Regions from separate parts of the Homo sapiens genome. Here all the other regions are linked to region 4. The links are chromatin contacts, found by Hi-C or POLR2A ChIA-PET in ENCODE. All regions are on one chromosome and are shown on one strand. The core of a region is the stretch at or near the end of the contact, and the rest is flanking DNA. Distances in the headings are between cores, read along the strand shown.

Region 1 (3,045 bases), core at 105-2,604, 1.3 Mb before region 4:
GGACTGAACACCCACAGGGTGATGCTCCCATGAAGGAAGCAGCTTTGCCTGGACAATTGTGGGAGCCCCAGACCTCTGCTTTGTGGATAACCTGGGAGTTGGGGTGCAGGGGATGGACAAGGATGAGGCCAGCCCAATGACCCACCTTGACCTGAAAGGAGGGGTGGCCCAGGAGCTCTCCCAAGCGATTGCAGCAGCTGTGATAGCGGTGTCTCATCCACACCTTGTACTTCCGTGTGGCTCCCTGGGACCCTGCAGACAGGTTAGGGTGGTCAGCCCACGTGAGGCCCACATACGCCACCCTGGGCCCAGCCCAAAATCTCAGGCCTGGCTCCACCCTCCCATTGTCTTCTACTCAGCCTCCGCAGGTGGAAACAGGTCGCTAAGGCCCCCAGACCTGTGCTGAGACCAGCACATTCCCTGAGCCCTGCAAACAGGAAGAGCACCTCCTACCCCAGGACTGCCCCAGCCAAGCTGCCAGGAGCAGGATCCACATCCCCTCTCTTTACTCCAAGACCTGACGTCCCCAGGATGGGGACATAAAGGAAGCTCCGAGTTTAAGCGACCGTGTCAGGATCAGTCAACATCAAATTACAAAAGGGGTGCAAAGCACACAAAAAGTCGTACCTTGTCCAGTGTTCATCTACACTCAGCTGCAGGGCACCCATGTCACCCCTGCCCCAACGCCACCATCCATCTTCCACGGTGGGCTTGGTGCGTCCTCCCACCAGCCTGCACGGCCTGTGCCAGGGTTGGGGGCGCTCATCCCATGGTGACAAAGCCTCCCTCCGACCCACGGAAAGAGAAGAGCAGCCCCGGGGCCCTCCAGGGCTCACCTGTCATGACCATCTCCTCAGAGGGCAGCTGGCCCACAAACAGCTCTCCCCGCTCCAGCAAGGCCCCGAAAAGACGGCTGCACGTGCGGACTGCTTCCTGGATCTCCTCCTGGTCCTCAGACTGCAGGAGAGGCGGCGGCAGGGTGCCCGGCCGCCAACTGTCACCTTCGCCCCTGCCTAGGCTGCCCCCAACCCGTTCCCTTCCCCCTCGGGACGCCAGCCCCGTCACCCCCGACCCGTGACCCACACGCCTCCCACCCTGACCCCCCAACGCCGTCTCGGAACCTCCTGGGGACCTGCCGCCGCAGCCCCCCATTCAAGTCCCGCTCCCGTGCCGCGACTCCGGCCCTGCGACGCCGCCAGGCCCACCTGCAGCACGGCCAGGATGTCGAACACGGCGTTGGCCTCACTGCGGCTCGCCAGCACCGCCTCCAGCCGGCGGCCCAGAGCCCGGCGAACTCCCGCGGCGCCCGGCTCCCGCTCCATGCCGCCCCCAACACGGAACAACGCGGATTCTCAGCCGCCGGCGCTCCCGTGACGTCACCACTGCGCGTAGAACCCGACGTCATCTCTACGCGCCGTACCCCAACCCCATCTTTTGCGCGGAGCCCGAGTCGCAGGCGTGCCGCCGACGTCATCGCAGCGCGCCACGCCCGAGTCCCAGGCGTGCGGCTGGCCATGGCGCTGTTCTACGTCGCGCGGTACCCGGGCCCCGATGCGGCAGCTGCGGCGGGGCCGGAGGGCGCGGAGGCCGGGGCGCACGGCAGGGCCCGCGCGCTGCTCGAGCGGCTGCAGAGCCGGGCCCGCGAACGGCAGCAGCAGCGGGAGCCCGCGCAGACCGAGGCGGCTGCATCGACCGAGCCGGCGACCAGGAGGCGACGGCGGCCCCGGCGGCGGCGGCGGGTGAACGACGCGGAGCCGGGGAGCCCGGAGGCGCCGCAGGGAAAGCGACGGAAGGCGGACGGCGAGGACGCGGGCGCAGGTGGGCCGCGGGGCGAGCGGGCTCCCTCTGGGGCGCCGGCGACTCGGTGCTGACGCGCTGCCGGGTGGGTGTCTGCCTCGCAGAAAGCAACGAGGAGGCGCCAGGGGAGCCCAGCGCAGGGAGCAGCGAGGAGGCGCCAGGGGAGCCCAGCGCAGGGAGCAGCGAGGAGGCGCCGGGGGAGCGCAGCACCAGCGCCAGCGCCGAGGCGGCCCCAGATGGACCGGCCCTGGAGGAGGCGGCCGGACCCCTGGTCCCCGGCCTGGTGCTGGGGGGGTTCGGGAAGAGGAAGGCGCCGAAGGTGAGCCTCGGCGGGCGGGAGGGTGGTCGGCGTGAGAGGGTAGGCTGCGCGGATTCTTAAGTGCGGCGGTCGCCCCGGAAGATTTCGTTCAGCGAATGTTCCCGGGTCACAGCCGCGCCTCGCTGCCAGGTCTGCAGTTTCATCGCCTAGGGGTCTGGATCCTGCACGTGCAGAGCTCCCGTTTCCTCTGCTAGGCTTGCCCCTGTCCTCCCGCCGCGCCGCGCCAGTTCTGCAAGATGTGTTTGCGTGAACGTGCGGGGTTTCCTGCTGTGCGCTCACCGCCTCAGGAGTAAGTCAGAGGCCGTTCTGCAAGCTCCTGACCGTTGGTGTTTTTGCTTAGCACGTGTGGTTTTCGGTAAAGAGATTTCCGGCGAGACAGGTGAAGAAAGCGAGAAGTTTGACAGAGTGCTCGGGCACCTTAGGTAGGGCAGGTGGAGGAGGTTCTCTTTGAGTTGGGATGCAAAGACTTGAAGCCAGGTCAAGGTTGGGGGTTGGGGGTGCCAGGCAGAGGCCTCGAGGCAGGGACGCCGGCGTGGCTGGGGCAGGCGAGCGCCAGGTCACAGGACCTCCTGGCTGCGGGAGGGTGGGTGCCACTGTGGGTTGATGGGAGGCTACAGAGTGAGTTTGCTCAGGGAGTGGCATCTGCTTTTACTGTTTAACTTCTGAAGGCTGTATGGAAAGCGCATCCTGGGGCTGAGAAGGAGCTGAAGACGACAGAGGTTTCCCCAGCCTCCCTCCCCTAGCTTTTTCCACCGTGGGCTTCTGCGCGAGAGCCTGGAAAGCGCTCACCTGGCCTCTCTTTCTTTTTGATGGCAGGTCCAGCCTTTCCTGCCAAGGTGGCTGGCTGAGCCTAACTGTGTCAGAAGGAATGTCACCGAAGACCTGGTTCCTATCGAGGACATCCCTGACGTCCATCCTGACCTGCAGAA
Region 2 (3,358 bases), core at 814-3,313, 1.6 Mb before region 4:
GCGGTTAGGGACCCAGGAGGTGCAGGTGGGTGGCGACAGCTCTGGAAAGTGGGCATCCTCGTGGTCTCAGCTGCAGTGCAGGAGCCGAGCGCAGGGCCTGGCTTGCAGTATTGCTCAGTACACGTACAGTCTGTGTCATTATCACCACTGAGAGGGCAGAAGACAGCCCCAGGGCCATCCCGTCCCAGCACAGAGCAATGGCGTGTGCCAGCCCTGGAGCCATCTAATAATGTGCAGGACAGAGGATGGCCAGCCTGTGTGATGAGCCTGGCCACCACCCACCCCGTCCTGGGCCCACAGGAGCCCCAGCTCTGTCCGTGCACTTGGGACACGAAGCCCCAGCTCTGACTGTGCACTCGGGACACGATGCGGCACCTGTTCTGGGGCCACTTCCCTGGCCACCGGCCCTGACCCAAGGCTCTCTACAGTCCCCAGAGTTTGGATGAGAACTTGAAGAGGACTTGCTGCTTCAGGGGCCTGCAGTAGGCATCTCCCCTTTTCCCAAAGCTCAGCTTCTGAGACTGGGGGATCCCAGGCCATGGGCTCCCAAGCCCCTGGAAAAGTGAGAGGGGTTGGAAATGGGGTGATTCTGGGAGTCAAAGTCCAGCAGATGAGGGTCCCCCAAAGTAAGTGCTGCACGGGGCACACCTCGCTGGGCGGGTCTCGGCCCTGGTGCAGGGCAACTTGCTAGCATTCCTGCCCATGCCAGTCCTGGGGAGACAGCGCCTGCCCCAACTCTCAGACAGCATTTAATTTCCTTCTCTGCTCAGCTGAGTTCATGTAAGAGGAGCAGTATTTGCTCAGCAAATACTGTCCGTCAGCCAGACAAGCAATATTTTTGGCCAATCTATTAACCATGCAGCAGGCAGCAGTCACCAAGAGGGGTCTTGAGATTAACCCTCCTTCTCCCCTTCTCAGCAGAGCCCTCGAAGGGAGGAGGGAACGGGATGGCCCGCGGAGTATCCATTTTATCACCACCTCCCTAAGATCCAGCACTGCTCCCTAGCACGTCCTGAACCAGGCAGAGCGATATGCTGGCCACAGAAACACAACTGATAAAAGGCCGACGGTGCTGTCAGACAGCCCCCAATTTCGAAGCGTAGATTTTTTTGCCTCTGCAACTTAAAACGTCCCCAAACCCACCCGACGCTGCTGGGTCTTCCAGATGCGACGGTCTGGGCGAGCGGTGGGCACCCAGGGTCCCTGGAACGGGTACCAAGTGGCCGGGGCTTCCCTCAGGGCTGCCCACGGCGCGGGCGGTCGCAAGCCCAGGGGTCCCGGGATCGCCCGACGCGTCAACTCCGGGCCCCGTTCTCGCCTCAACGCCTGCGAAGCCGCACCCGTCCACCTACCTCCAGGGCCTCCAGGGTGCTGAAGCTGGCGATGGCGAAGCCGTCGATGACCTCCTCCTCCTGCGAGCTGGACTCGCGGCGGCGGCGGCGCGGGGGACGCGCGGTGCGGGGCGCGGGGGCGGCGCCTCGGGGGGGCGCGCCGCGGAGGCCCGCGTTCTCCTTGCCGGGGCTGGGCTCGGGCTCGTCGCCCGACGACGGACTCTGGGCGCGGGCGTCGCGGGCGGCCTCCCGGCGCCGGCCACGGTCCCGCTGCGCGCGCGAGCGCCGGCTCGGGCGGACCTTGGCCTCCATGGCCGCGCGTGCGCCCCGTCGGGCCGGTGACCTTGACGCCCCGCGCCTGGCTCGCAGCAGGCGGGCTCCCTCGGCTACGCGGCGCCGCCGGGCTGAGTGTGCGCCGCGCGGGCTCGGGCCCTGGGCGGCGGCGGGCGGCGGGCCGGGCCGGGCATGCCGGGCGCGGGGGGCGGCTCAGCCCCGGGCCCGGCGCGGCCTGGGACCCCCGGCGCGGGCGGCTGGGCGCATCGGCGGGGGCGGGCCCGGCGCTCAGCGGCCCTCGGCCGCCCCCCCGGGGGCGCGCCCCATGCGCGCGGCGCGGCGATCGGGCCGAGCGGGCGGGGCCGGGCGGGCGCGGCAGGCGGCAGGCGGGAGGCGGCCGGGCTCCTGGGCACCGGGCTCGTGAGGCGGCGGCGGCGCCCCGAACAGATAACAACTGACGCACTTCCGCCCGGCTGCGCTCGCCAGAGGAAGTGAGGGCCGCCGCGGGCGCCCGCGCGCCCCGCCCCGACCACGCCCCTGCCCCGCCCCGCTCATAAGGCTCCGCCCCCACCCCGCACACGCGGCCCGCCCCGCTCACAAGGCTCCGGCCCCTCCCCGCCCCATTCACGCAGGCCCCGCCCCCCGCAGGCTCCGCCCCCTCCCCGACCCGCTCACGCAGGCCCCGGCCCCGCCCCTCCCGGGCGCTCCCGCTAATTCAGGCCCCGCCCCACCCGCAGGTGCCCGCCCTTCGACCTCGCCCCCTAGCCGCGCCCCTCCCCGGCGCCCCGACCTCCGCTGCAGCCGGCGGTGATCCGCTCGGCTCCTTCCTGGGAGGGCGCTGGGATGCCGCGGCCCCTCCGTGGGCACCTGCGGGCGGCGCTCTCCAAGCGGGAGGCGGGGGCAGCGCCGCCCTCCTCTGCGGGACTGGGGTCCCCGGCCGCGGGCGGCTTCCGAGGAGGACGAGGGGCCTCCGGTCTCGCGGAACCGAAGTCCTGCCCTCGGCGAGCGTGGAAGGGACGGGGAAGGGGCGGGGAGGACCGGGGGAGGGTCCTCGGCCAGGCGGTGCCCCCTCCCCGCGTCCCCGCGGACCCTCCCAGGCCTCCTAGGATGCGGGAGGGGTCTGTCCGCGTCCCCGCCCCGCGCCACGTGCCCCCAAGTCCCACAAGAAGGCGGCTCCCGCCACCGAGACCCCCGGGAACGCGCCCAGCGAGGCGGGGGCTGCTGCCAGACACGGAGCGCAGTGTGGAGGGCGGCGCGGGCAGGAAGCGCACGGAGGCGGCTGCGGTTGCGAGGCAGGCGCGGGGCGAACTTCCTCCTCCACCCCCAGGACAGGCCGAGCTCGGAGGGGCCCGCCTGGTGGGGTTTTCTGAGCCCAGGGGCCCCTTGCGCGTGGGCACTGGAGTCATTGATTCATGCAGCGCGTATTTGCCAGATGCCTCCTGTGTCCAGGCTCTGTTGGTGACCCCGCAGCGGCTGAGATAGACTACCCTCTTAGAAGTGGGAGAGAGACCCTGAACACAGGGCCAAATAGAATATCAGCCAAGGATAATCTGAAGAAAATCGAACGGGGAGGTGTCACAGAGAGTGGGCATTGGGTGGTCCAGAGGGCCTCCCCGAGGAGTGACGACTCCGAGCCCCAGCAGTCATGGGCACCCTGTTTCAGGTCGGGGCTACACCCCTGCACAGGCCCTCGGAGAAGAATGGTGGTTTGCTGGAGGGCGGAGGGGAGGGTGCCCAAGACAGTGGTGGGACCC
Region 3 (2,951 bases), core at 419-2,918, 1.9 Mb before region 4:
TCGTGATCTGCCCGCCTCGGCCTCCCAAAGTGCTGGGATTACAGGCGTGAGCCACCACGCCCGGCCAAGGGGGGTTAGGGTTTCAACATACGAACGCTGGGGACAGACACTCAGAATACAGCAGAGGTGTACGTTTAACTTTGAAAGAAACTGCCTCACTATTTTCCAAGGTGGTTAACTCAGTGTTTGCTCTTGCCAGCAAAATTTGATATTGCCAATTTTTAAATTTTAGCCATTCTGGTGGATTTCAAGCAGCATCTCATCGTGGTTTGAATTTCCATTTCATCCATCTTCAAAATTACTGACCCTTTCTTCTGTAGTGCCCAACCAACCATTAGTACCATCCAATGATATTTTTTAAGAGATGGGGTCTTGCTATGTTGGTCAGGCTGGCGTGCAGTGGCTATTCACAGGCGAGATCACGCTCATGGCAGCCTCGAACTCCCGGACTGAAACTACCATCACCCCTCACGCTCCAGAGTTGCTGAGACTACAGACCTGAGCCACCTCGCTCAGATCAATTATGTTTTTAACCAAGGATATCAATTATATTTTTCAGGTCTTTCATTTTCATTTAATAATATCTAAATTAGGCGGGGCGCGGTGGCTCACGCCTGTAATCCCAGCACTTTGGGAGGCCGAGGCTGGTGGATCACTTGACATCAAGAATTCGAGACCAGTCTGGCCAACATGAGGAAACCCCGTCTCTACTAAACATGCAAAAATTAGCCAGGCGTGGTGGTGGGCACCTGTAATCCCAGCTACTTGGGAGGCTGAGGCAGGAGAATCGCTTGAGCCCAGGAGGCGGAGGCTGCAGTGAGCCGAGATCGCGCCACTGCACTTCAGCCTGGGCGACAGAGCAAGACACCGCATCAAAAAATAAATAAAACATCTAAATTACATACAGTAAAATCCTCCTTCCCTTTTTCGAGACAGGGTCTCACTATTAGGTTGGTGCAAAAGTAATTGCGGCTTTTACCATGACTTTCAAAATATTTGCCCGGGCTGGTCTCGAGCTCCCGGGCCGTGGGGATCCTCCCGCCTCGCCTCCCAAGGCGCTGGGACTCCGGACGCAGCCGCCGCGCCCGGCAAAATCCGCGCTTTCAACTGCGCGTCAGGGCCCCTTGGTGAAGGAGCGGGAAGCTCCGCCGGTCTCCATAGCGCCGGCGGCCTGTTCTGCGGGTTCGCGGGGGAGTGAGAGGCGCTTCCTCACTCCTGCTCCAGGACGGGACGACGGCCGCAAACAGTACTCGGGCTCGGAGCACACGAACCCGGAGGCCGCTTCGTTCTCGGAGACGCACAGCGCCCCACGGACGCCAGGCCGGGGCCGGGAGGCGCGAAGAAGCGCCGCCCCGCGCCCGGCCCCGCCCTGGTGGCCTCCCCGGGCCCCAGCCCCGGCCCCCGCCAGCACATTGCGCTCCCCGCGCCTCGCCGGTCCCAGGACCCCGCGTCGGGCTGCCCGCGCCCCGCCTGCCGCGCCCGCCCGTCCGCTCGCCCGTTCCCGCCCGCTTGGGTCCCAGGGCCGGGGCCGCGCCCTCGCCGGGCCTCCGCGAGCGGGGCCGCCGTCCGTGTCCCCCGCGCCGCCCCGGCCGCCTCGAGCGCGGCGCCGTCAGGCAGGGCGCGGGCAGCCCGGCGCGGGGTCCTGGGACGGGCGCGGCGCGGGGCGCGGGCTTCTCGGCGGCTGCGGCCCGGGCGGCGGCGATGCTGTGGCCGCGGCTGGCGGCGGCCGAGTGGGCGGCGCTGGCCTGGGAGCTGCTGGGCGCCTCGGTGCTGCTGATCGCTGTGCGGTGGCTGGTGCGGCGGCTGGGCCCGCGGCCGGGAGGTCTGGGCCGCAGCGGGACCCCAGTTCCTCCGCCAAGCGCGGCCGCCGCCCCCGCCTCAGGTAAGGCCCAGGCGGTCGCTGGGTCCCCGCACCCTGGCCCCTTCCCCGCCCCGACGCCCTCCTCGGGCCTGGGGTCCCGGCCGCGCCCCTGGAGCCGGCAGCAGTTGGGCGAGGCGGCCGGGGAAACCAGGGCCGGTCGGGAAAGGCCATTCCGGCCGCGGAAAGGGCAGTTGCGGGGACTTGGCTTCCCGGGCCGGGGGCGGAGGGGCCACGCCGGGTTCGGGGGTGAGAGCTTTCCCGGGCCCTGGAGCAGCCTCCGGGGAAGGCGGCGGGGGCCCGGCGAGGCGTTAGCGGAGACTCTTGCTGCGGTCTCTCGAGACCTGGGGAGGGATGGCCCAAAGGAGGGCGGCGCGGGGAGGAAACCCCTGGGTCCCGGATGTGTTTGGAACGTGAAGCCATTGCGGTTACTGGTCATGGAACATAAGGCAGAGACGGAAAAGGCAAATGTAACTCAGGGGTTTGGGGCCAGAGGAAGAGGGAGAAGGTGGCCATTTATTGCTTTGCGGTAGACTGTCGGGTCTGGGTGATGTGGAGATCAGAGGTGGGTTTTGGTCGTTTTAAGTTTGAGGTAACTGATACAGTGAACTGTGTATTTCAGCTCCATCCCCTTTTCCTGGCATACAACTCTTGAAATCCCGGGAACCTCCAAAGTGATGTCTTTTGTAGGCTGAGTGGACTGGTGGCCGGCAGCCCCTAGGGAGCTTCTGGATGGGGCTGGTCGCAGGAAAGACCAAGGCAGGGTTAGAGGTTCTGGGGACTTTCAGCCCCACCCCCAACCTCTGGGGAGGAGAGAGGGGTGAAGGTTGCGTTGATCACCAGTGGCTGATGAATCACGCCTGTGAAATGAAGTTCCTGTAAAAACCCAAAAGGGCTGGGTTCAGGGAGCTTCCAGATAGTACGTGGGGGTTCCTGGAGGCGGTGCCCAGAGAGGCCCTGAATTTCCAAGCGCTTCCCCCCGGTTTTACGTCACGCATCTCTTCACCTGTATTCTTTGTAATCCTTTATACTCTGCTGGTAAGTGTAAGTAAAACATGTCTGTGAGTTCGGGAGCCACTCTAGCAAATTACCG
Region 4 (3,397 bases), core at 380-2,879:
GCAACGTGAGGTTCCAAGAGAGATGAGTATTTTCTTGATTCCTCTTTTTGGTACAATGAACATTTTCCTTGCAATTTTTAAATCAAACTATTTGAGAAAAATACTCTGCACAACTTAGTACAAACAATTTAACAAGAAATCAGCTAGTCTTGTATAACACTTGTTAAGATCTCCTATCTCCTCTGGTCTAGTATCTGGTGTTTATTGTTTTCTAATACAGTAAAAACATTCATTGATCACCACACCAAAATACATACATGAACCTAAGTTTCCAAATACTGAAACTGCTGTTAACAGCCTATTATTGTTTTAAATATGACTTATAAGTCCCAGTGTAAGTCATAGTTTTTTCTAAAGCATGCCTAGCATGACACAGCATGCAAATGACACAACTTTAATAAAATTTTCTCTGCCACCAAAATGGTGGTCAACTCCCCGAAGTCCACTTGTCTTTTTTTAACCCAAAAATGACACTATTTGTTGGAACAGACCTGATTTTCTATAACCTTGAAGACTGAAGTACACAAAACCTCTCAAAAACCGTTCAGCAAGTTACAAATGCCTACCTTGGATATAATAGCCATCTCTCAGTCCACCGAATTTCTCCTGGCCGGCTGTGTCCCATACATTGAACTTAATAGGTCCTCTGTTGGTGTGGAACACTAGGGGATGAACCTCAACACCCAAGGTGGCTGAAACGGAAACGATGCGATTGAGTGGATGAACTTACCCATTTCTCACATATTTCCACAAGCAAGGTTTTCCAGCACATACCTACATACTTCTTCTCAAATTCACCAGTCAAATGACGTTTCACGAAGGTCGTTTTTCCAGTACCACCATCACCAACCAATACAAGCTGTTGAAAAACACATTTTGGAAGTAAACCCTAAACACTTCACCTCTCAAGATCCCAGAGTCACGGAACTTTAACCACCACAGGCTCACTTAAAACAAAGAATGTGGATGCGGGGCCCCATTACAGCCATCGTGGCCCCAGGAGGAGGGACCCGCGAGTCGCACGCGGTCGGGCTCGGCCGCCTCCCGCCCCGCAGGGTTACCTACTTTGAACTGGACCTGGGGCTCTCCCTGCGCAGCCATCGCGGCGTTCCTGCGGAGGCAGAGGACGGAGGCGAGCGCTCGCGCGGCCCCGCAGCCCATGGCGGCCCCGCTCCCGCGCCCCCAGCGCCCCACGTGCCCGCCCCACAAAGGCCTCCCGCCCGCGGCGCCATGGCGGCCAGGCCTGGGAGCGGGAAGGCGGCGGGCGGGGCCGGCATCCGGGGCGGCGGGGCCCGGGGAACGGCGGCCGGAGGTGTAGGGATGGGAACGGGACTGGGACCGGGACGGGGATGAGAGCGGAGGATGAAACGGGGGTTCGCGGGGGCTAGCGCCGACCCCACGCCCGTCTCCTGCCCCGGCCCGGCCGGGCCCGCACCACCCACCTACTCAGCCGCCCGCTGCCCCTGGGTCCGCCACCCGCCCCGGCCCTGGCCCCGGCTCCGACCCCTATCCCGCCGCCGCCACCCCTGTCCCCGCCCGGCCGTGCCGGGCCCGCCGGGTCGCGATACCTTCCAGAAGCGTCTCCGCGCCCGTCCGACTGAGGCTGGAAAGATGGCGGAAGCGCAATTCAAACGCCGGAGACGCAGCCGACGCCGGCGCGAGAGCAGGGGCGGGGCCGGCGCGGGGCGGGGTTGCAAGGGGCGGGGCAACGGCGCGGCGCCCGCCCACGTGGCCCGCGCGTGCGCGCACGCACGCAACGCGGTTCGGTCGGCCGCTCGGGCGGTCGCTGCGCTTAGGGTGGGGCGGGAGGCGCGGTGGACCGCGTGGGAGGGCGAGCCGGGAGCGCGTACGCAAGCCGGCCGGTGGGGACCGCGTGCGCCGACGCCCCGGGCGGGCTCCCGGGCGCGCATGCGCTGAAAGCGAGGCGGCGCGCCCCTGAGCGGGAGACGTTGGGCGCGGCCCGACGGTCGCGGCTCTCCTGCCTCCCGGGTGGGAGGCGGTACTCGCTCGGGCAGACGTGGTCAGGCACGCGGCTTCCAGGCGCTGGCCAGCCTGTCCTTGTCTGTGCCCCGTGGGGTGGGGGTTCTTGAGGTCCTGGGGCTTAGGGTGGCTCGCGTGCGCGCAGGACGGGTGGGTGACAGAACGAATGAATGAATGAATGGGGTCTAGGCCCGTCCTCCAGAGGCAGCCCGCTGTTCTGTCTCTCCAGATCGTAGCCTTCACGCCCCCAGGACCAGGGCCAGTTGGAGAGCGAGGAACCAGAGAGGGATGCACCCACCCAGAAAAACGGCTACTTATTTTTTTTAAGAGACGGAGTCTCGCTACGTTGCCCAGGCTGGTCTCGAACTCTCAGGCTCGGGCGATCCTCCCGCCTCAGCCTCCCGAGTAGCTGGGACTACAGGCGCGCACCACATCAGGGGTAATTTTTTAAAAATTTTTTTGAGAGACAGAATCTAACTATGTCTCCCAGGCTGGCCTCAGGGGATCCACCCGCCTCGGCCTCCCAAAGCGTCCGGCTTCTCAAAGCGTTTCATAGGTTGGCAGCTTTGGCCGCTGCATGCTACAGACAAAATGATGAAATACTGTTTGCAGTCTGGACGCGTCTACCAGCCCTAGTTACCAACGGGGACGGAATGAGTAAGTGCTCAGCTTCCCAGCCCCCTGTTGGCCTGAAGCTGTAAGAGCCCAAACAAGCTTGAGCTAGAGGGACCCGACTTCCTGGGCGCCCCTGCCGACATGCAGACAGATAAAGGCCCAAATCAGCGCAGTCAAGCGCCTCAGAAGAGTCCACCATGGGGAGAGAGCCGCAGTGACCGAAGAGTCCTCCCTGCAGTCCTGAGCACACTTGCAGGCGAGTCCGCTAGGAACCCCAGTGACGCAAATTAGGCACAAAGCAGGCGACAACCGGCCTGCTGGGAACGCAAGTCCGAGCTCCCCCAGAACCCTCAGGGGAACCCCAAGCACCTCTCAGACGCTGCTGGCGGGAGAGCAGAATCTAACAGTAAAACGGGAATGCCCATTGCTTGTGACCCCGGATTTCCATTTCTAGGGAGAGGCCCCAGAGTTAAACTCATGCCTCACGCATGTGCACAACATTTAATACTGTATAACATTTAAAAGGAATGACGGTCATCTGTTTCAACAGGGTTAGATAGATGTCAAAAGGATAGTGTTGAGAAAAGAAGAAAGAGGTGATAACAGCTTTATAAAGTCTAGGCCACCTGTAATCCCAGCACTTTGGGAGTCCGAGGTAGGAGGATCCCTTAAACCCAGGAGTTACAGGCTGCAATGGGCAATGATCTCACCATTGCACTCCAGCCTGGGAGACAGAGCAAGACCCTGTTTTCAAAAATTAATACATAAAACCTAACACTATATGTAACTTTATCTAGAGGGA
Region 5 (3,138 bases), core at 444-2,943, 2.0 Mb before region 4:
AACCTCTGCCTCCCAGGTTCAAGTGATCCCCCTGCCTCAGCCTCCCGAGTAGTTGGGACTACAGGCACACACCACCACGCCCAGCTAATTTTTTTGTATTTTTCATAGAGACAGGGTTCACCATGTTGGCCAGGATAGTCTTGATCTCTTGACCTTGTGATCCACCTGCCTCGGCCTCTCAAGGTGCTGGAATTACAGGCGTGAGACACTGTGCCCGGCTTTTTTTTTTTTTTTTGAGACGGAGTCTTGCTCTGTTGCCCAGGCTGGTGGCACGATCTCCGCTCACTGCAACCTCTCCGCCTCCTGGATTCAAGCGATTCTCCTCCAGCCTCCTGAGTAGCTGGGATTACAGGCACATGCCACCATGCCCGGCTAATTATTATATTTTTAGTAGAGATGGGTTTCACCATTTGGCCTGGCTGGTCTCAAACTCCTGACCTCAGGTAATCCGCCCACCTTGGCCTCCCAAAGTGTTGGGATTACAGGCGTGAGCCACCGCATCCGGTGAAAAGTTTCTAATTTTTTCATGAAGTTTACTCTATCAACTTCTTTTGTGAATTGTGTTTTTTTGGTCAGATCTAAGAACTCTTCCCCAAGCTCTAGATGTGAGAAATTCTGTTTTCTTCTAAAAGTTGTATATTTTACGCCTCAGTCTGATCATTTTGTGTTAGAATTTGCATTTGCAGATAACATGATGGCCCATGTAAAAAATACAAGGATTTTACAACAACAACCGCAAAACACCAAATGAACCCTCAAACTAATGAGTTCAGCGAGGTCTCAGGATAAGAAAATCAACATAGAATTCATCACATTTGTGTAGACCAACAGTGAACACGTGGAAAACGTCAAAAACGCAGTGTTACAGTTGTTTGATGTGAAATACTATAAACTTAAAAGGTGCAGAATCTGTATGCTGAAATTACAAAATGCTGGTGGAAGAAATCAAAAGACCGAAATAAATGGAGGGGCCACCAGGGACGCAGATGAAGGACCGAGTCAGCGATGCCCGTGCTCCCCAAACGATCTGCAGCAGTTCCCATCAAAATCCCAGAAAACTTCGTAGACTGAAGCGTATTCCAAAATCCGCAGAGATGAGCGCAACATCACAGAGGACCCCGAGGCGCCCTCCAGGCCATTTCCTTCCTGACAGCTGGAAGAGCGGCCTGGCGGATGAGGGAAGGTGGAAAGCCGTTCCCCAGCGGCCAGCGGCCCGCGCCGTCCAGCTTTGCCCTTTTTAAAGGGGAAGCAAATAGGGTCCAAAGCAGCGTCGCCTTTGATCTGGCACCTGAAGCGCGAAGGGCGCCGGCCGGGTGGAGGTGCGGGGTTGGGGCGGGGACCCGACTAGGGCGGGCGGGGAAGTCACGCCCACACCGAGCTCGGCCGCGCCCATGCCGAGCCCCGGCCACGCCACTTCCGCCGGAAGCTCGGTTCAGCTTCCTGAAAGAGTTGGTCCTGCAGTTCCGGAAGTTGCGTTTCTACTAGGGAAAGGTCCGCAAACTCTTAAGGTCACTTTCTGAAGGCGGCCTCATCACAGTCGGAGGTGAGCTCGATCCGGACCCTGTGGGCAGAGGGTCCCCGGCCCTAGGGTGGCCACTTGAAGAAGAGGAGGACGTTCTCTGTTCCGGAACGAAAGTAGCGCGTGCAGGCTGTTTCCGGGGACCCGAGGCCGATGCACCGCTCGCCCCGCCCCTCTCACGGCCACGTCTCCGCCGGAGCATCCGGGCCGGGCGGCCTCCGGGGCTGCCAGAGCAGCAGGGTGAGGGGCTCGGAGGCCGCGGCGCCTCGGGGCTCGGGCTCCCGCTCCCGCTCCCGCTCCCGCAGTGCATGGGCGGGGGAGGCTCGAGGGGCGGCGGCGGGGCCTGGGCGCGTCCCTGCAGCGTGGCGGGACGGCCCCGTTCCAGTCACCCCCGCCTCGCTGCGGTGGCCTCGGGCCTGGGCGCCCGCCTTCAGCTGCGGCGGAGCTGGCTCTGTAAATGCCGGTGCCCGCGAGCCCTCCTGAATGCTTGTCTGCGCCCGACGAGCGCGGCCTGTCCCGAAGCTGTCCACTGCCACCACTCGGGCAGTGCTTGCTTTAGCCTGGCCCTTTGCAGCTGAAAGGCGTGACATGGTGTCGGGTGGTTCGTGGGAAGTCGGGGTTTCAGGAGTCCGTGTACTTCCTTGTTTGTCTTTGTCGCTGGCCGACTTGTCTTCATTCCAGGTGGCCAGAGCGAGTGGGGCCGGGCGTTGTCACGGGTATGAACCCGACGAATGTCAGTCGTGTGGCGGGTCCTGGGTATTGTGGGTCTGGGTCACTGCCCCCGCGGAGCCCACCTAGGACAGGGACACCCAGGGTCGCCAGCGAGAGGGTACCGGGCGGTGGTTGGGTGGGGTCCGCTACTCTAAGTGGGAGCCTGGGGGGCGGGCGACTTCCGTGCTAAGGCCTCTATGACGAGAAGCAAGCCAGGCAAAATTGTGAGAAAAGCGCGCCTCAGGCAGAAAGTTTGAAGACCCTGAGGGCGGAGGATGTGGCCACAGTGTAATGGCAAAGGGGGAAAGCGATGGCGGTAAGGATGTTGGTGTAGGCAGGTGCTGGATTCTTAAGAGGTTGGAGTTTATTGTCACTGGGCCAGTGTAAGCCATTTACAGATGACTCATGGATTTTTTTTTTTTTTTTAAGAGACTGGGTGTGTTGCTGTATTGCCCAGGCTGGTGTGGAACTCCTGGCCTCAAGCGATCCTCCCACCCCAGCCTCCCAAAGTGCTGGTGTTACAGGTGTGAGCAGCCACACCCGTCGTCGTGGATTATTTTGAACTGTCTTTTAAACGACATCAACATAGCGCTTTATAACCCTTTAATATCTTTTCAGGCAGTATACCTTAAATGGCAAGAAGGAAATAAATCATCTGACATCACTCAGATTGAAGAGGAGCTTTTTTTCCCCCGATTGCCTTAAGAAGTAGCATACTTTCCCAAGTGAGAATGCCTTCAGTTGGCTTTTAGCGATTTTGACAAGCAACAACTAAAGGGAAAATCGTGATAATTACTGTCATTTTATTGAGGACACGGGACAGACTCTGTGCCTTGTTATATTTAATCCTGGCAAAATTTTGCGTTCATTTTCTCATTGTTTTACTGGTGAGGAAACAGGCTAAATGT
Region 6 (3,312 bases), core at 813-3,312, 1.3 Mb before region 4:
AGAGAGGGGCAGCAGCAGACACACCTGGGCGCCCTCTCCTCACTGGGCAGCTTTGGGGAAATTACTTTCTCCTTCTGAACTGCATTTAATTCAAACAAGAAATAATACAGGCTCCAAAGCTTTGCTTTGAAGATTAGGAAAAAAGCACATCATAACTGTTATATTCCTGGGTGGTTTTGATTTTTTTATTTGCTTCTTGTATTTCCTAAATTTTCTGCAAAGAAACTTGTCTGCAACGAAGGATAATTGGCTCTTTTGTTTATTAATATTCATTTGACACCCACTGCACAGCGGGCGCTCTCCCTCACAGCAGCGGCCCATTCCCGAGCGCGTGCAGTGCCTAGCTTCCGGCCCGAGACACAAGGAGGGCTTCTAGAGGGATCACCGTCCACGCTGACACTGCTGTCCGGTGACCAGTCCCCGTGCTGGAGCTCACTGGCTGGTGACCAGTCCCCGTGCTGGAGCTCACTGGCCGGCCCGCAGGCCGCCTCTCACACCATGTCCTCCCCACCTGCCAGGCACCGGCTCACCAGCCTGCCGGGCCTGTGAATGCCCCAGTCCCAATCACGAGGCCCTCCCATGTTTGTGCCCAGCGCTGCTGTAACACAGGACCACAGCAGGTGGCTTCAGATGGCAGAATTGATTCCCTCACAGTCCCAGAGTCCAAGGCCCAGGTGCCAGCCCGGCTTCCTCCGAGGGCTCCGGGGCTCCTCCCACCTCCTCCCTCGCTGGGCCTGACCCGTCTCTGCTGCCGGTGGCCTGTTCCTCACCCCACCCCCATGTGTCTCCTCCACGCCTGCACCCTCTCGTCACCTTGCAGGGACAGCAGCCTCGGATTCAGGGCCCACCCTGCTCCAGGGTGGCCTCATCTTAATGTTCCATCAGCTAAGGCCTTCTCTTTAAATAGGTCTCATTCGGGGGTTCTGGGTGGACGTGAATTTTGGAAAGACAGCCCATGACCTTCTCCTATTGCCCAAATAGGCCCAGAAACTTCCCCGAGTCCTCCGAGGTGCAGAGCTGTGCTGAGGTCTGTGGGGAGAAGAGAAAGGCTGACCTGCCCCGCTGGACACGTGCTATCCCCGAGCCCCTCAGTCCATCGTCAGAACGGCCCCTCGACATGTGCGTGGCCAACGAGCACACGGAAAGGCACGACGCCAGCAGGCACCGGGGGCTGCAGAGGAAAGCCACGGCGGCCGGACTGGCTGAAGCACCCACGGGCAGCACGGGCGAGCCTCGGAGCGCCCCAAAGGCCCACCCGCTGCTGGCGGGGTCACGAAAGGCCACGGGCACTTGGAGCCACCATGGGTCACCACCTCCCTATAACCAAAGGTAACTCACAGCACCCCGGCCCGGCAATCTCACACCTGGATTCACCCAAGGGGCATGAAGACACGTCCCCAAAGACTTACAGTAAAATACTCACACCGGCCTTATTCACAATAGTCCAGAGCCGCAAGCAGCCCGGTGCGTGAGCCCTCAAGTCAGGGGCAGCCTCGGCGGGGCCTGTGCCTGAACCGGCCCTTGGCGGAGAGGAGGAGCGGCCGCGCGGCGGGAGAGGGGCCGGGCAAAGCGCACATCCGCCCCTGGAACCCGCACAGCCGGTCACCGCGCGCCCGGCGGGGTCGGAGCCGAGGCTGCCTGTGACCCCGGGAGCTGGGCGGAGGGCACAGGATCCGTCCGGATTTTCTGTGCAACGTCCTGGGAATCTAAAACTGCGTCAAAGTAAAAAGGTCTTTTGGTTTTGTTGTTGTTTATTCTACTTTAATTTCTGGGGCACATGCGCACAACGTGCAGGTTGGTTACAGACGCCCAGCGGCTTCGGAGGTGCCGTGCAGAAAGCGGCTGCCCGAGGCCGGGGGAGGCGCCGGGGAGGGCGGGGAGACGCCGCGGGAACATTCGTCACACCCCGCGGACCTGCCCCCGAGACGGGCGCCGCCTGGGACCCGCGCGCAGTGACTTAAAAGGGCGAAGGGCCGCCCCAGGCCCCGCCCTCGACTCCTCCGTCGCTGCGTCTCCTCCGTGCTCCGTCCCCGGAAAGACGGGCCCCGCCCCGACTCCCTCGGCGAAGAGGCCCCCGCGGCCGGCCGAGCTCCGTGGACTCCGCAGGAGCGGCCCCGCCCCTCACACTACGCCGGGCGGTTCCCTCCGAGCCCCGCCGGGACAGCGTCGACGCTGCACACACCCCAGAGAAGCCAGAGGACGGCGCCTGCACCGGACACAGCGCAACACCGGCACAGCACAGCGTCCACACCACAAGTGAGCCTAGGCAGCTGTGTCTACACTGCAGACGCCGGCCTGAGCGCACGCGTCTTCATGCAGGCTCAGCAGAGGGGGAAGAACACCTCCCCGAGGGTGGAAGAGCTGTGGCCAGCAGACAGATGGACGGACAGACGGACACAGGCGAACAGGCAGCGCAGGGGTGAGCCGAGCCGGTCAAATGGGCCAGGACCCGGCTCCGTGTGCCCTTCACAGTCAGGATGACAGAACCCCGTGGAATATGAAAAATGCCGGGAGACAGACCCCGGAGGCACAGCCCCTCACCGGGCAGGGAGGCCGCCAGAGGGAAGCGCAGCTCCAGGTGCGCGCCCCCCCACGCCCACCCCATCCCCCGCTGGGCAGGGAGGGACCCCACCTGCGCCCTCAGGCGGTGCTCAAGATGGGGATAGGGTGAGCTGCAGAACCGATTTCATCTCTGGAGTGAAATGGAATGATGGGTTTGTGTGAAATCAGGACAGAGCTGGGGAGGTGGCGGAGCCGGGACGGGAAGAGGGCAGAGCAGTGGGCTCATTCCCCGGAACCAGCATCTCCTGGCCCGGTTTAGCCACTGAGGGAAGCTTCTCTGTGTATTGAGCCTGGCTGCCCAGAGAGCAGCCCCACCCTCCCTCCTGCTCCTGCTCCTCTCCCTCCCCCAACTTCTCGTCCCCTCTTCCTCACCCCTGCCCCCACCTCCAGCCTGACTCTAACGCTGCACTGGCCTTTAGTGTCTCAGAACACAGAGCAGTTGCTGGGCAGAATCCCCCGTGCCACGATGCGTCCACGCACAACACGGGAACTAAACCACCCGAAACGCAGCAGGTTAAAGCAGCGCTGGGCTCCTGGTCCTCACAATTCTCTGGGTCCATGGGGGCTCCCTGGGCTGGCTCATGGGCCGCCATGGTCACCAGCAGGGCTGGCCAGGCCGGGCAGCAGACGGCTCCTGGCAGCTGGCGGGTGGGGCTGGCCGTCGCTGCGGCCTGGGCTGTCCTCCGCACGGCCTCCTGCCTCAGTTTTCTGTTTCTGATGAGCCCCGTATCTAGCGGTTCAGAGCAACGC

What was found. A loop is a pair of places that touch in the nucleus more often than their neighbours do. ChIA-PET counts read pairs that join two places held with the same protein, here RNA polymerase II (POLR2A). Pooled maps may share reads with other maps.
Region 1: a map of gastrocnemius medialis shows a loop between it and region 4 (5-fold over the local background). The contact joins the promoter of NOC4L here to the promoter of RAN in region 4. A Hi-C loop is called at or near these places in 1 of 168 maps with a recorded cell type or tissue (gastrocnemius medialis), 2 of 37 single-sample maps with no recorded cell type and 11 of 50 pooled maps.
Region 2: a map of ascending aorta shows a loop between it and region 4 (6-fold over the local background). The contact joins the promoter of FBRSL1 here to the promoter of RAN in region 4. A Hi-C loop is called at or near these places in 2 of 168 maps with a recorded cell type or tissue (CD14-positive monocyte and ascending aorta), 2 of 37 single-sample maps with no recorded cell type and 13 of 50 pooled maps.
Region 3: a pooled map shows a loop between it and region 4 (22-fold over the local background). The contact joins the promoter of ANKLE2 here to the promoter of RAN in region 4. A Hi-C loop is called at or near these places in 2 of 37 single-sample maps with no recorded cell type and 9 of 50 pooled maps.
Region 5: a loop to region 4 is called in a map of ascending aorta, with 10 times the contacts of the local background. The contact joins the promoter of GOLGA3 here to the promoter of RAN in region 4. A Hi-C loop is called at or near these places in 1 of 168 maps with a recorded cell type or tissue (ascending aorta) and 7 of 50 pooled maps. POLR2A ChIA-PET finds 5 or more read pairs at or near these places in 1 of 52 experiments (naive thymus-derived CD8-positive, alpha-beta T cell).
Region 6: a pooled map shows a loop between it and region 4 (19-fold over the local background). The contact joins the promoter of LINC02361 here to the promoter of RAN in region 4. A Hi-C loop is called at or near these places in 11 of 50 pooled maps.

Annotation. Positions count from the first base shown.
Region 1 is chr12:132,142,766-132,145,810 of GRCh38, reverse strand. NOC4L (nucleolar complex associated 4 homolog) reads right to left here and starts at 1,354. Exons shown (of 15, transcript NM_024078.3): 1 at 1,206-1,354; 2 at 837-957; 3 at 146-252. The coding sequence starts at 1,322. DDX51 (DEAD-box helicase 51) reads left to right here and starts at 1,492. Exons shown (of 15, transcript NM_175066.4): 1 at 1,492-1,818; 2 at 1,902-2,116; 3 at 2,933-3,045. The coding sequence starts at 1,515. RefSeq lists enhancers at 1,272-1,571, 2,501-3,045 and silencers at 1,582-1,631, 1,702-1,901.
Region 2 is chr12:132,488,856-132,492,213 of GRCh38, reverse strand. FBRSL1 (fibrosin like 1) reads right to left here and starts at 2,063. Exons shown (of 19, transcript NM_001367871.1): 1 at 1,353-2,063. The coding sequence starts at 1,643. RefSeq lists enhancers at 412-975, 2,973-3,102 and silencers at 2,133-2,582, 2,713-2,782.
Region 3 is chr12:132,760,549-132,763,499 of GRCh38, reverse strand. ANKLE2 (ankyrin repeat and LEM domain containing 2) reads left to right here and starts at 1,668. Exons shown (of 13, transcript NM_015114.3): 1 at 1,668-1,882. The coding sequence starts at 1,702. RefSeq lists enhancers at 1,000-1,099, 1,454-2,322 and silencers at 1,250-1,539, 1,630-2,219.
Region 4 is chr12:130,870,298-130,873,694 of GRCh38, reverse strand. RAN (RAN, member RAS oncogene family) reads right to left here and starts at 1,629. Exons shown (of 7, transcript NM_006325.5): 1 at 1,569-1,629; 2 at 1,066-1,111; 3 at 775-859; 4 at 567-692. The coding sequence starts at 1,101. RefSeq lists silencers at 1,115-1,324, 1,375-1,514, 1,585-2,044 and enhancers at 1,066-1,827, 2,325-2,404, 1,828-2,589.
Region 5 is chr12:132,827,424-132,830,561 of GRCh38, reverse strand. GOLGA3 (golgin A3) reads left to right here and starts at 1,693. Exons shown (of 24, transcript NM_001389683.1): 1 at 1,693-1,759. RefSeq lists silencers at 1,176-1,385, 1,756-1,815, 2,316-2,415 and an enhancer at 1,466-1,605.
Region 6 is chr12:132,188,445-132,191,756 of GRCh38, reverse strand. It overlaps LINC02361 (long intergenic non-protein coding RNA 2361), which reads left to right and starts at 2,062. Exons shown (of 2, transcript NR_146452.1): 1 at 2,062-2,578. RefSeq lists silencers at 1,542-1,601, 1,732-2,211.